2 separate regions of the Homo sapiens genome follow, and region 2 is linked to region 1. The links are chromatin contacts, found by Hi-C in ENCODE. All regions are on one chromosome and are shown on one strand. Each heading gives the region's core, a stretch centred on a gene start or an enhancer-like site at or near the end of the contact. The rest is flanking DNA. Distances are from core to core; before and after follow the strand shown. Region 1 holds the start of MED6 (mediator complex subunit 6). Region 2 holds the start of SIPA1L1 (signal induced proliferation associated 1 like 1).

Region 1 (5,370 bases), core at 2,809-5,308:
CCAAGCATCTCAGGGGCATACTCACCCCAAAAAATGTGGGGGTTATTAAATATTTTCTAATGCCATACTGGAATATGATTATCTAGTTTGCCTTTGTTATTGCTTTTTGATGCCTTGATGGAGTCTTGCTTAAAGTTAGTGCTGTGTAATCTCATGGGCCCTTGACAACTATCCTGCAATGAGAGGAAAATCCACAAAGGTTCTTTGAGGGAAGATAATTCTGTTTGGACTAAGCTTATTTGTACTCTATGTTTAGGATTCTAGGGTTAAAGCTTTATGATTAGATTTTTTTTGTTTATGATTACAGCCACTTCCTAAGGTGAACAGCTGCTTTCAGAATTACTGCCACAGGTCAGGTTTTGGCATTTGCCTTAAGGGGTTGTGTAGCTTTTCTTGTAACCCTTAAATCACAAAAAAATTGGTACCATACCTCTCCCTAGACCACTGGGGCCAATCTCAGAGTTTCCAAGGTAACTTTTCAGAGATAATTCCTCAGTATTTCTAAGGCAATTTTCTGCTTTGTATAATGAAGTAGCTGGACTTTTCTTCACTAAATAAGAAGGAAAAACACCCCACACATTTGTCATTTGCTAAAATACTTTCCTGATAGGACACCAAACAAAATATAACCATGTTGTTTTTATTTAGAATATTAGTATAAATAAAGTTGTGCGTTTGGCATCATTCTAACATCAGGAGAGATTTTAAGAATTTTCTTATAACTTCCCATAAATCAATTTCCATTAACAATTTCATATTTCATTTATTATTGAATTAATGAAGTTTATTATTTATCTGAGGGCCATCATATCATCCATTCATTTATACATGAATTTGTTCATTCAACAAATATTTGTTGAACAGCTACTATATCAAAAACACCCTGCCAGAGACTAAGTAAGTAACACCAGGCAAACACAGACATGACCATGTCCTCACAGAGTTTACAGTCTAGAGAATTTTTTTTTAGAAAAGAGTCTGAATTCAGGCCAGGCAATTATAGAGGTATTCCTATAAGGAAGGGCACACATTTCTATAGGTACAGAGTGGGATGACATGACGTGTAAATTTAGAATATTGGAGAGAATGTTAGAGAAAGAAAAACGTAGTAACGAGGATCATGGTGTCAGGTATTTAAAGGGAGCGTGTGTGAAGGAAAGCTGTTTTTCTAGATGGTGATCTTATGGAGGAAGATGAGTACCACACATTATCAATTATCCATGAGCATCATTTCATCTTTAACCAATCAGAAATCATTCCCACTTCCATACTGAAGATCTTGTTTTTTCTCTTTTACTTGCATTCTCACATATTAAATTATCTAAGTTTCCAAATCCTAAAGCCTCAAAAGGTCATACTGTATATAGTGGAGGCAGGTACACATTTTAATATATCCTACAGAAAATAGATTACACCAGTATTACTGATTTTATGGAGGAGACAGTACATAGCAATTTTGTGTGCATGTGTGTATTTTTAACATAATAAAATCTTATTTCTTGCTTTGGATCCAGTTTAGGTCAGCAAGGTGGCTCAGCACCTGTGGTCAGTCATTCAGAGACCCCAGCCCCCCAACTCCCCATCACCACCACTTTCAATCCATGACCTTAGGTTTCTCTGGCATCTAGCTGGTGAATACAGAGAGAGAAAGTGAAGATGGAACCAGTGTTTTTCACTGTCTTGGCCTGGAGGTAACACTTATCACTTCCATTCACAGTCCCTTGATGAGAACTGGCTATGTAGCTCCATCCAGGTGCAAGGGTGGTGGAAAATATAGCTTAGCTGTATACCCAAGTAGATAATAAGTTTGGTGAAAAGCTAGCTCATCTGCCTCAGTCCGTCTCCTCATTTAAAAATGGGAGTAATAGCTTCTGCCTCATAAAATTGTTTTGAGGGAACAACTAGATAGTTCGTCAAAGTGCTTAGCACAGTGCCTCGTCCATAGTAAGTGGCTCAATAAGCACAACAAATACTTTTGACATCCATAAACAAATTTCCAGTCAGAACCTTTGTGGCATTCTACTCATTCAAATCTTTTAATAGCTTCCTATGTTCTTTGAATAAAAAATAAATTATTGACCAGGCTCTCTATCATCTGGCCCCTGCCTTCATTCCCAGTCTCTTTTCCCATCATTCATCCTTCACTCATACAACCCGGCTTACACTGGCCTTTCTGTGGTTCTCAGACCAACCCCTTTCCCACTGTAGGGTCCATGGTCCCCTCTGTCTGATATGCTTGTGCCCCAGCTCTTCACATGAGTGATTTGCTTTCATCTTCCAGGTCTCATCTCAGGTATCACTTCCTCAGAGAGGCCTGTCCTGACTGTCCTACCCAAAGTGGCTTCCTCCCTATCTTGTCTTCTCTTGTTTTTGTTACCACACTTTTTAATTTATATTTCTTTATTAACTGAAACAATTAATATAAAAGAAATAGAGATGGGATCTCGCTATCTTGACCAGGCTGGTCTCCAGCTCCTGGGCTCAAGCAATCCTCCCATCTTGGCCTCCCAAAGTGCTGGGATTACAGGCGTGAGCCACCTTGCCCTGTCTTCCTCAAGTTATCTTTCTAAAATGGAAGCTTGATCACATTTCTCCCATTGCCTACAAAATAAAGGTTGAGCTTCCAGGTCTTATTTACCATGCATACCATATGTTTTATTATCTACAGATCTGCATTCTGTCACTATTCTTCCTAATCTCCTTCTAGCCTAATCAAAACACAAGGAAACAAAAAACTAGAAAAACAAAACAAAAAGCTTTATGGATCACACTTTTTATTGGACACGATACTCTTCCTTTTTGCAATGTCCTCCCACTAGGCTCCCAACCAGGCCCTCCTGAAAAATTCTCTCTCAAAACTTTACTCTGTGCATGCACATACTTCTGTTGGGACACCTATTTTATACATACCATCTCAGGCAGAAAATTCCCAAACTGAAATGTACAGGCAACGTACTTTTATTCTACGGAGTTAACAAATTTTTAATTCCTTGTCTATGAGGTTGAAAATCCCAATTAAATTTCTGGTCTTCCCCTCTTGCTCCTGGGTTGTGGTTAAATTCTTGGGGAGTCTTCACAGTACCTAAGTTTTGGAGAAGATGTAGGCACCCGCCCTCATCCCTCCTTCAGATTTTGGCATCCTCTTCCTAGTATCTGTGTGTTGTTTGCATATTTCTGTATCGTTTTGCTTTTACAGAGCCACACTGAAGCTTGAGAATCTGAGGCTTTCTGTAGCTTCCCCGTACACAGAATCATTCCCTCTTTGGAGCCTTGCTACCTACTCCAGACTACTTGGAATGCAGACATTTGCTCATTACTCTGGGACCCAGGGGTATTCCCTTTCTCTTAATCTTATTAATATTTCACTTCAGAAGCATTTCCTGTGTTGTGAAATTTTTCTCAGAGGCTTCTTTAATTGGTTTAGATTTTTAATGGATTTAGTCACATAAAAGCCAATGACTCCCAAATTCTTAAGTCCTGTCCCATCCCAATACCTGAGGCAGGGAGAAAAATATAAATGACCATCGTTCCTAAATCTGATAGCTCAGTGGATACACCCGGGGAGCTTTTAAAATTAAGAGACACTCCCAAGCACAACTCTACAGCATCAGAATTTGTTTTCTTGACGATCACAGACGATCAAGGCAGAATTCTTCCATCAGTGGTGGGCGTGGGGCGGGACTCCACTCGGTCTTTCTGTCCTCTAAGTCTTCTAATTTTTTTCCCAGTAATCCGCCCTCCCGTTCTCCTTCTTTGGCCCATCCCTCTTCTAGTCTTTCCCTGCTCCCCTGCACCAATCTTTCTGCGTCCCGTCCCCTCCCATTCCCCTACCCCACCCCACCCCACCCCACCCCACGTTTCCCGCCTCCCGCGCCTCTCCCGCTTTCCGCCCCCTCGCGTCTCCTCCCCTCCCACCCGCACCTCCACCCCCTGCCTCTCTCCTGCCCGCCCCGCCCCCTCTTCCGCTCTACGTCCCTCCTCACCCATGCGCACTCTCTTCAACCCGCTGCTTCCGGCGGCCTAGGCTTACGTTTACTTTGCGCCGGAAAGAGAACCTGTAAACGCTCTCGGAATTATGGCGGCGGTGGATATCCGAGGTATACTGTATTGCTATATTTTGTCTCTTGATTGTCTGTGGACCAGTTTGGGATGTTATAGCTCGCGGTTTCAAGGTTTAGGTTCCTTTGTGTGAAGTCTCAAGCTTTTTTGAGTGGTTTTTGTGGACAACCCAAGGCTGTGATCTAGCGAAACGTTGACGAGTTTTTTTTTTTTTCTGAGTTCTTGGAGCGTCTCTTGGAAGCGTCGGAGAGAAGGGGTTGGAAGAAGCTCTGGGTTTTGAGCTTTCAGAGCTGGAGTTTTGTTCTACACACGTATCTCTGCAACAACATTAGGGCTATTCTATTGGAGTGAAGGAATGGCGTTTAGGCAGAGAAGGGAATGGGGTAATAAGCCAACTTGATTTGATTCATCTCTTGGGACTTGGCATGGTGGCTGCCTAATTCTTTAGACCGCGCCACACGGGTCCCTGAGCATGAATCCCAGATATTTTCTTTTTTTTTGAGTCGATAATACTTTACATCGAACGTCCAGCAATTATTATGGGCAGGGGTCGTATTTTTTTCACAGCTGAACTGCAGAAGTACTCAAATATTGAATCAGTCAGTGAATAAATGTATGGAGATGTCACCCCTTAACTGCTGCTTGATCTTGGGGAGCATGTAGAGTTGTTTTTGTGTATATAGTACTTGATTTTTAAAGGGAGATGTTTGAGATGCCTTTTTTTAATATTAACTGGATTGGGGTCTAACACATTTATTACAAATATTCTCATTTATACTTATCTGGCGATCTGCAGCACTTCTGGATCATGATTTTACATACGTGTCTTTCATTATTTATTTCATCACTTGCTGATGGTTAGAATGCTGTTAGAATGCTTGGGCTATGTCAACATGTTGCCTTGCTACAGAATAAAAAAGAGAAATATTTAGTTTATAAAATGTTTTACTTATAATTCAGATTGTTAGGATCATGGCAAAGACTCTAAAATAAGAGTGTGTTTGGTGTGTTAAAGGAACAGCAAGGAGGTCAGTGTGGCTGGAGGGTAGTGAGAGAGGATGTGGGAAGGAGATGAAGTCAGAAAGGTGTTGAAAGCTATGATAAGGTCTTTGGCTTTTCCTCTGAGTAAAACGCAGAGCCATTGGAGGGGTTTCCATCAGAGGAATGATGTGATCTGACTTTTTTTTAGGACTACATTGGCTGCTGGGAACAGTGTAGGAGGGCAAGGGTAGAATTAGGAAAACCAGTTAGGAGGCCATTTCTGAAAATGTTATTTCCTGGCCTGTTGTGTATTTGGTTATTGCATGATCC
Region 2 (5,523 bases), core at 2,621-5,120, 720 kb before region 1:
TGCCTAGTCATTAACCAGTTCTATAACCTTCAACAAATCACTTCAACTTTCTGGGCTTCAGTTTCCTCATACGTAAAATGGGAAACATGAGCCAAATGAGTCAAAATCCCTCCTAGTTCCAACAATCCATGAATCTGTCCAACAAAAAGTAAGAAAACCCTATTACAAATAAGACTTTATAGTTTACAAAGTACTTTCATACATGTATTCTCATCAATTTTTGTAGCTCATCTGTGAAGCAAGTCTTGAGCCCATCTCCGCAGGAAACAACAGTAAAGTTCAGAAAGAAGTTCAATTATTTTTCAATATCTCACAACGAAAATGGCAGGGCAGGTATTTGAAACCCAGACCTTCTGAGGACAAATTCTAGGTTACATTATTTCAAAATGTTAAAATATATTAAAATTCAAAAATAATTGCCTATTATGTATAACCTTTACGAGGGCATCAGGGTACCATAACTCCATGCCAGAAAATATTACTACAAATGGTCCCACTGGACTACAAGTTCCATGTGGCCAGGTACACTCTTGCTCATCACTGTAATCACAGAAACCAAAAGTGCACCTGCCAGATAGCAGCATTCAATAAATATTGCTTGACTCACCACTCAAAAGGTTAGGAATATAGGGATGCTATGGGGAAAAAAAGAAATTTCTGAATTTATTTTCAGATTTGAACTTCCATGATTTGATCCAAAGGGGAAAAAAAAAAGTGTGCTCTATCAGCGCTCTAGTTCTTTATTATGGGAATGAGTCTATTTGTCTTCCATAGAGAAAATCTAATATGGTCAGTGAACCAAAAGGCTCAAATCTGAGATGTCAACAAAAAATCTTCAGGATATTCATACTTCATTTGTGCACTGATACGGACCAATAACAATGATAATACAACGGTAAGGACTGATAAGAGGCACATAGTCACATTATTAATCATGACAAACTTTCCATCAAATTCCACTCTCATACCATTTCAGCTCTCCTCATGCTCCCATTTCACAGCTCAAACAGATTTTTAAAAAAAGAAAAACAGTCATTTATCTAAAAATTCAGATTGCAACTTAAGATAGAACATATATACATCACAACTCAACCAAGATCCCCCCGAAGTCTACAAAACTGCTAATCTCAAGCAATCTTCAATCTATGACTTCAATAAACTCACTAGAAAGTGTTTTTTAAAAGTTCCTAAACAATGAAGATGGGGGCACTATACCAAAATTACACACATACTTCAAAGCAAAAGCAAAGCAAATGCAGAAGCCTGAAAATACTAGTGTAAGGACAGAGACAAAAGAAGAGTTAAATGAATCTCAGTACAAAGTATCAGAGAGGTGCTTTGCAATTATTACCTGGAGTTGAAGTCAACCTTGCCATAGACTCCTCCAATGAAATCACAACTATCACTGACTGATACTTCAGATTTTAAAAGTTCACTGTACCAGAATTGCAATTTCAAACTCGAGGAGCAGAAGCAGGAACTGCAGAGAAGCTAACAACAGCAACACCTACTGACTGTCTCAAGCCACTCACCAAACTTGTTCACTCAGTCAACTAGAAAAATCAAATGACAGTCAACTTCAAGAGTCCTTTACTTAAGCATTAATAAGAAAATTAGTTGTCAGAGACATAAAGCCATTCATCCCCCAAATCTCTTATTTTGCCTCTAACCATTTATGTGGAAACAATCACTCATCATTTTAAATGCACTGTTAATTGTTAATGCTTTAGCATAATTGATTCCATGGGAAAAATGTTTTAATATTAATATTGTAGTTAATAACTGGGATGTCATCTAATAGTTGGACACATCGGTGGCCATAATAAATTAGCTGAGACCTACTGTTATTACCACTGTTCCATATTATCCTCTTTTTTAAATCCTGGTAAAGGTAGCTTAATTGCAGCTTTCAAAAAACGAAGAGAAAAATGACAGTCGTTAAATCAGGATTATATAGAAAACTAATATTATTACTAAACTGGCTGCAGAATTCAGTATGATCTAACCTTGCACGTTTCCAAAAGATTCAGTCAGAGAATCTTTGCCTTGGACGGATACTCCATAGGAGAAAACAGGAGAAAGTTGACACTTAACTCCCACAGAGTACCAGCATAAAGACAATGGCTTTAAGAGTCTGACTCAGAGTTTCAACATGAAAGGTTTGCTTTATAGAGGAAACGCCAATCCCAGTCCATCCAGATAGACCTGGAACCTGATGAAAGTCGACACCTTTATTCTGAAATTTGCATCACATCGCTGGCTCCAGTTTAGAAACATGATCGTTTCACAGGTAGTATGCATTTCAGCGAATGCTGCCTCTAAACTACCCGTCAGGAAAAATAAAATCTATAAGGTAATCGTAGTCTAGGAGCCATCAATCCCCAAATGCTTCTCTTAGAAAACGAATGCCAACAATTTAGCTAAACATCTTCCTTGGAAGTGAGCCATTTCCCATGTCTCTCTGTTCTCCAAACCGCGATGAAATTTCAACCTGCCCAACACGATTACTGGTCCACCTAGAAATGCCGTGGAGCGATTTAAGAGCCTCGGAAATTTCCTTTAAGGTCAGGAGAGAAGCTGGTAACAGATGGGGCGAAGGAGGAAAAGTTCTTTTTGCGGCACCCTCACGCCTTCCCAGCCCTTTCGCGGTTTACTCGCTCCCCGGAAAGCAGGTTAGAGCATCCCAAAATTTCATGTCCCCAAGACCCCCAAAGGGGAAATTAACCACCCTCGGGCACCGAGCTGTTCGTCTCCATTTCCCACAACTCAACCAACTCGGCCTGCCTACTCCAGCTCAGGCTGCAAAGCGCTCACCCAGGTGACTGGAGGGGAAGGGTCGCCAGGTGGCGACCAGCTCAGCGGGGTGGACGCAACCGCCCGGACCGGGACGCGGGTCTCCTGGCCTCCCGCAGAGACGCCTGCCCAGTAGTTGTGCAGATTCGGGTTCTGGGGTGCGTGCGCGCGCGCCGGGCGCGGTGAAGCCGGACTCGCCCCCGCCGGGCTAAGCTACCAGCAAGCCACCAAATCGAAAATCAAACTTTAACCGGCCTCCTGGGGTCCTGCTCCGGGCCCTGGACCCCAACCCCGGCCAGAAACAGGGCAGGGGGCTGTCAGCCGTCCTGCACCCCCGCTCCCCCCAGGACCCGGGCGCGGGGACCACTTACCGCTCGGCCCGGCCTCCCGGTGCCGCCGCGCGTCCCGGGCGCGTCCGCCGCGCGCTCTCCCTGGGGAGAAAGAGAAACCGTGTAGACGGCCGGCGCGCGCTCACTCGCCGCCTCCTCTGCGGAGAGCGGCGAGGCCGGCCCGAGGCGGGCGCCGAGCGCGGAGCGGAGGGGGGCCCGAGGGAGGCGGGGGTGGAATCAGCCCAATTCCCGAGGCTGGCTCCGAGGGGGACCCGGAATACAGGCTGGCGGGGGGCCGGCGGGGGCCGAGCTCCCGGAGGAGGGGAAGGCGGAGGTGGCCCCGTCCTTGGGCATCAACTATTGTCTAGGCGCCCGGGCCCCCGCTCGCGCCGTCCCCGAGGCTCAGCGCCCCCATCCCGCCCGCCAGCAGAAAGAACTGAGGGGGCGGCCAGTACGGGAAGCAAGTGCGGGGGTCCGGGCTCCGAAGGTCCAAGGTGGGCGCGAGGTTGCCGGGGGGGGGATGAGGAGGTGCGTACCGCATGGGGGAGGGGACAGGTAAGTGCGGACGGGGGCGGGAAGGCCCCAACGACCGGTGGGGGAGGAAATGGGGAGGGAGCCACAGAGGCGGGAGGGAATGGAGTGGCTGCGGGGGCGGCCTCTGGGGCCCAGACCTGGCCCTCCCCGGGGACCCTCCAGCCGGGGACTCGGCGCTGCACTGACTTTTCGCTCACTCGCTCACGCACGCACTGAACTCGCTCACAAAGTTGCCGGCAGTGGCGGCGCCTCACTCGCCCTTCCCCTCCCCGCCCCGCCTCCCGCCCCATTCCTTCCCCTCCTTCACTCCTCCCTCTCCCCCAAGTCTCGGGTGAGATCACCACGGAGCGGCTTAGCGCGGCGCACAAGTCTCGCGAGAGAAGCGGCGGCTGGGCCCTGCAGGCGGAGGAAGTGGAAAAAGTCGCGGGAGGGTAGGGGACCGCGGAACTTCTGGTTGCTATGACGACGGCAAAGCCCTGGATTCCTGTCTCCTGCGGAGAGCAGAGGCTGCAAACGTGGGTGCAGTTTTCAACCTGCCCGGCGCACTGGCGGTGGGGAAAGCTAGGGGTGGTTGCGGAAGGATAATTTTTAAGCCGATTCAAGAGGGCATCTCGAGAGGACCACAGTCATGATATCTGGCCAAATTTGGCAAATGAGACTAATGTATTAAGAGGTTCTGGGACAGGTTTCTGCCTTTCTAGGCAGCACATATCTGCACCCCAAATTTCTACTATATATTCAGTTTTTCGGCCTTCTCTTTCAATCTAATTCCTCCATCCCCACACTCCCCATGCTGCCTCCCTCCTCCTCTTCTCAACTCGCAAACACACGCAGACTGGGCTCCTTCAGGAACTGGCTCATTCATCTCTGTATTCTCAGCGCCTCTATAGGCTTGGTCCATACTACATATTGGCCACTTTTTTGACAAGTTGAACGCAACAGTCCATGCCTGTCCTCAGTACTTGCCTTTGGCCCTAACCTAGAGAGTTCAGTCAAGTTTGGACTCTATCAAGCTACCCTCCCATTTCTGTTAACACCTTGTCTTTTTCAATGGTAATAATCTCTGCTTTCTCCATATTTTTCTCGTAAAAACCCTATTCACCATGGTGAGGGGAACTTTTTTTTTAATCATTAGGCATCCGCAGACGCCTTTATACGTACTCCAAAATGCTAGTAAGGATGAAGATGAACTCTCCTCAGCCCGTGTCTTTTAACTGTAGAAACTTTTCTGAGGTGAGGGTTATTATATACTCACTGCCTAAGTAAAATGGATATTATGAATAGAAGTTAAACTTTAGATTTCAAAATGAATGAGTAAAAATAGATACCATTGTATGTGGATTATATCTCAATTTTTAAAATTCCTATCCATGAACATGGGGAAACCATTATTTAACTCAGTCCCACAGAACTAGAAACCTAAAGCATAACCTAAGCATATGAGGACTAGGCAGTCAAAACTTGTAAGTCACTTGCAAGTTTAAATCCTGTCAATGAAAGTTTGTGTATTAGAAACCTAAGTGATACTAGACAAAGTCAGCAAACTAGGGTTTACGTTTTTCTGTGCCACTAATAATTGAGTCTCCTTGAGAAGTTATTTAATCTCTCTGATTCTTCATCTGTGGGGGGTACCCCACATGTTAGGTTATTACAGCTTTAAAATTCTATAGCTGGCCGGCATGGTGGCTCACATGCATAATCCCAGCACTTTGGGAGGCCCAGGTGGGAAGACTGCTTGAAGCCAGGAGTTTGAGACTATCCTGGGCAACATAGAGAGACCCTGTATCTACAAAAATAAAAAATATTAGCTAGGTATACTGACATGCACCTGTAGTCCCAGCTATTCAGGAGGCCGAGGCTTGAGAAT

What was found. A loop is a pair of places that touch in the nucleus more often than their neighbours do. Pooled maps may share reads with other maps.
Region 2: a loop to region 1 is called in a map of CD8-positive, alpha-beta T cell, with 9 times the contacts of the local background. The contact joins the promoter of SIPA1L1 here to the promoter of MED6 in region 1. A Hi-C loop is called at or near these places in 4 of 168 maps with a recorded cell type or tissue (CD4-positive, alpha-beta T cell, CD8-positive, alpha-beta T cell and naive thymus-derived CD4-positive, alpha-beta T cell) and 12 of 50 pooled maps.

The regions. Positions count from the first base shown.
Region 1 is chr14:70,599,343-70,604,712 of GRCh38, reverse strand. MED6 (mediator complex subunit 6) reads left to right here and starts at 4,058. Exons shown (of 8, transcript NM_005466.4): 1 at 4,058-4,097. The coding sequence starts at 4,076. RefSeq lists an enhancer at 3,357-4,556.
Region 2 is chr14:71,318,823-71,324,345 of GRCh38, reverse strand. SIPA1L1 (signal induced proliferation associated 1 like 1) reads right to left here and starts at 3,870. Exons shown (of 24, transcript NM_001386936.1): 1 at 3,843-3,870; 2 at 3,165-3,224. It overlaps SIPA1L1-AS1 (SIPA1L1 antisense RNA 1), which reads left to right and starts at 2,498. Exons shown (of 4, transcript NR_184180.1): 1 at 2,498-2,672. RefSeq lists a silencer at 2,952-3,971 and an enhancer at 4,232-4,391.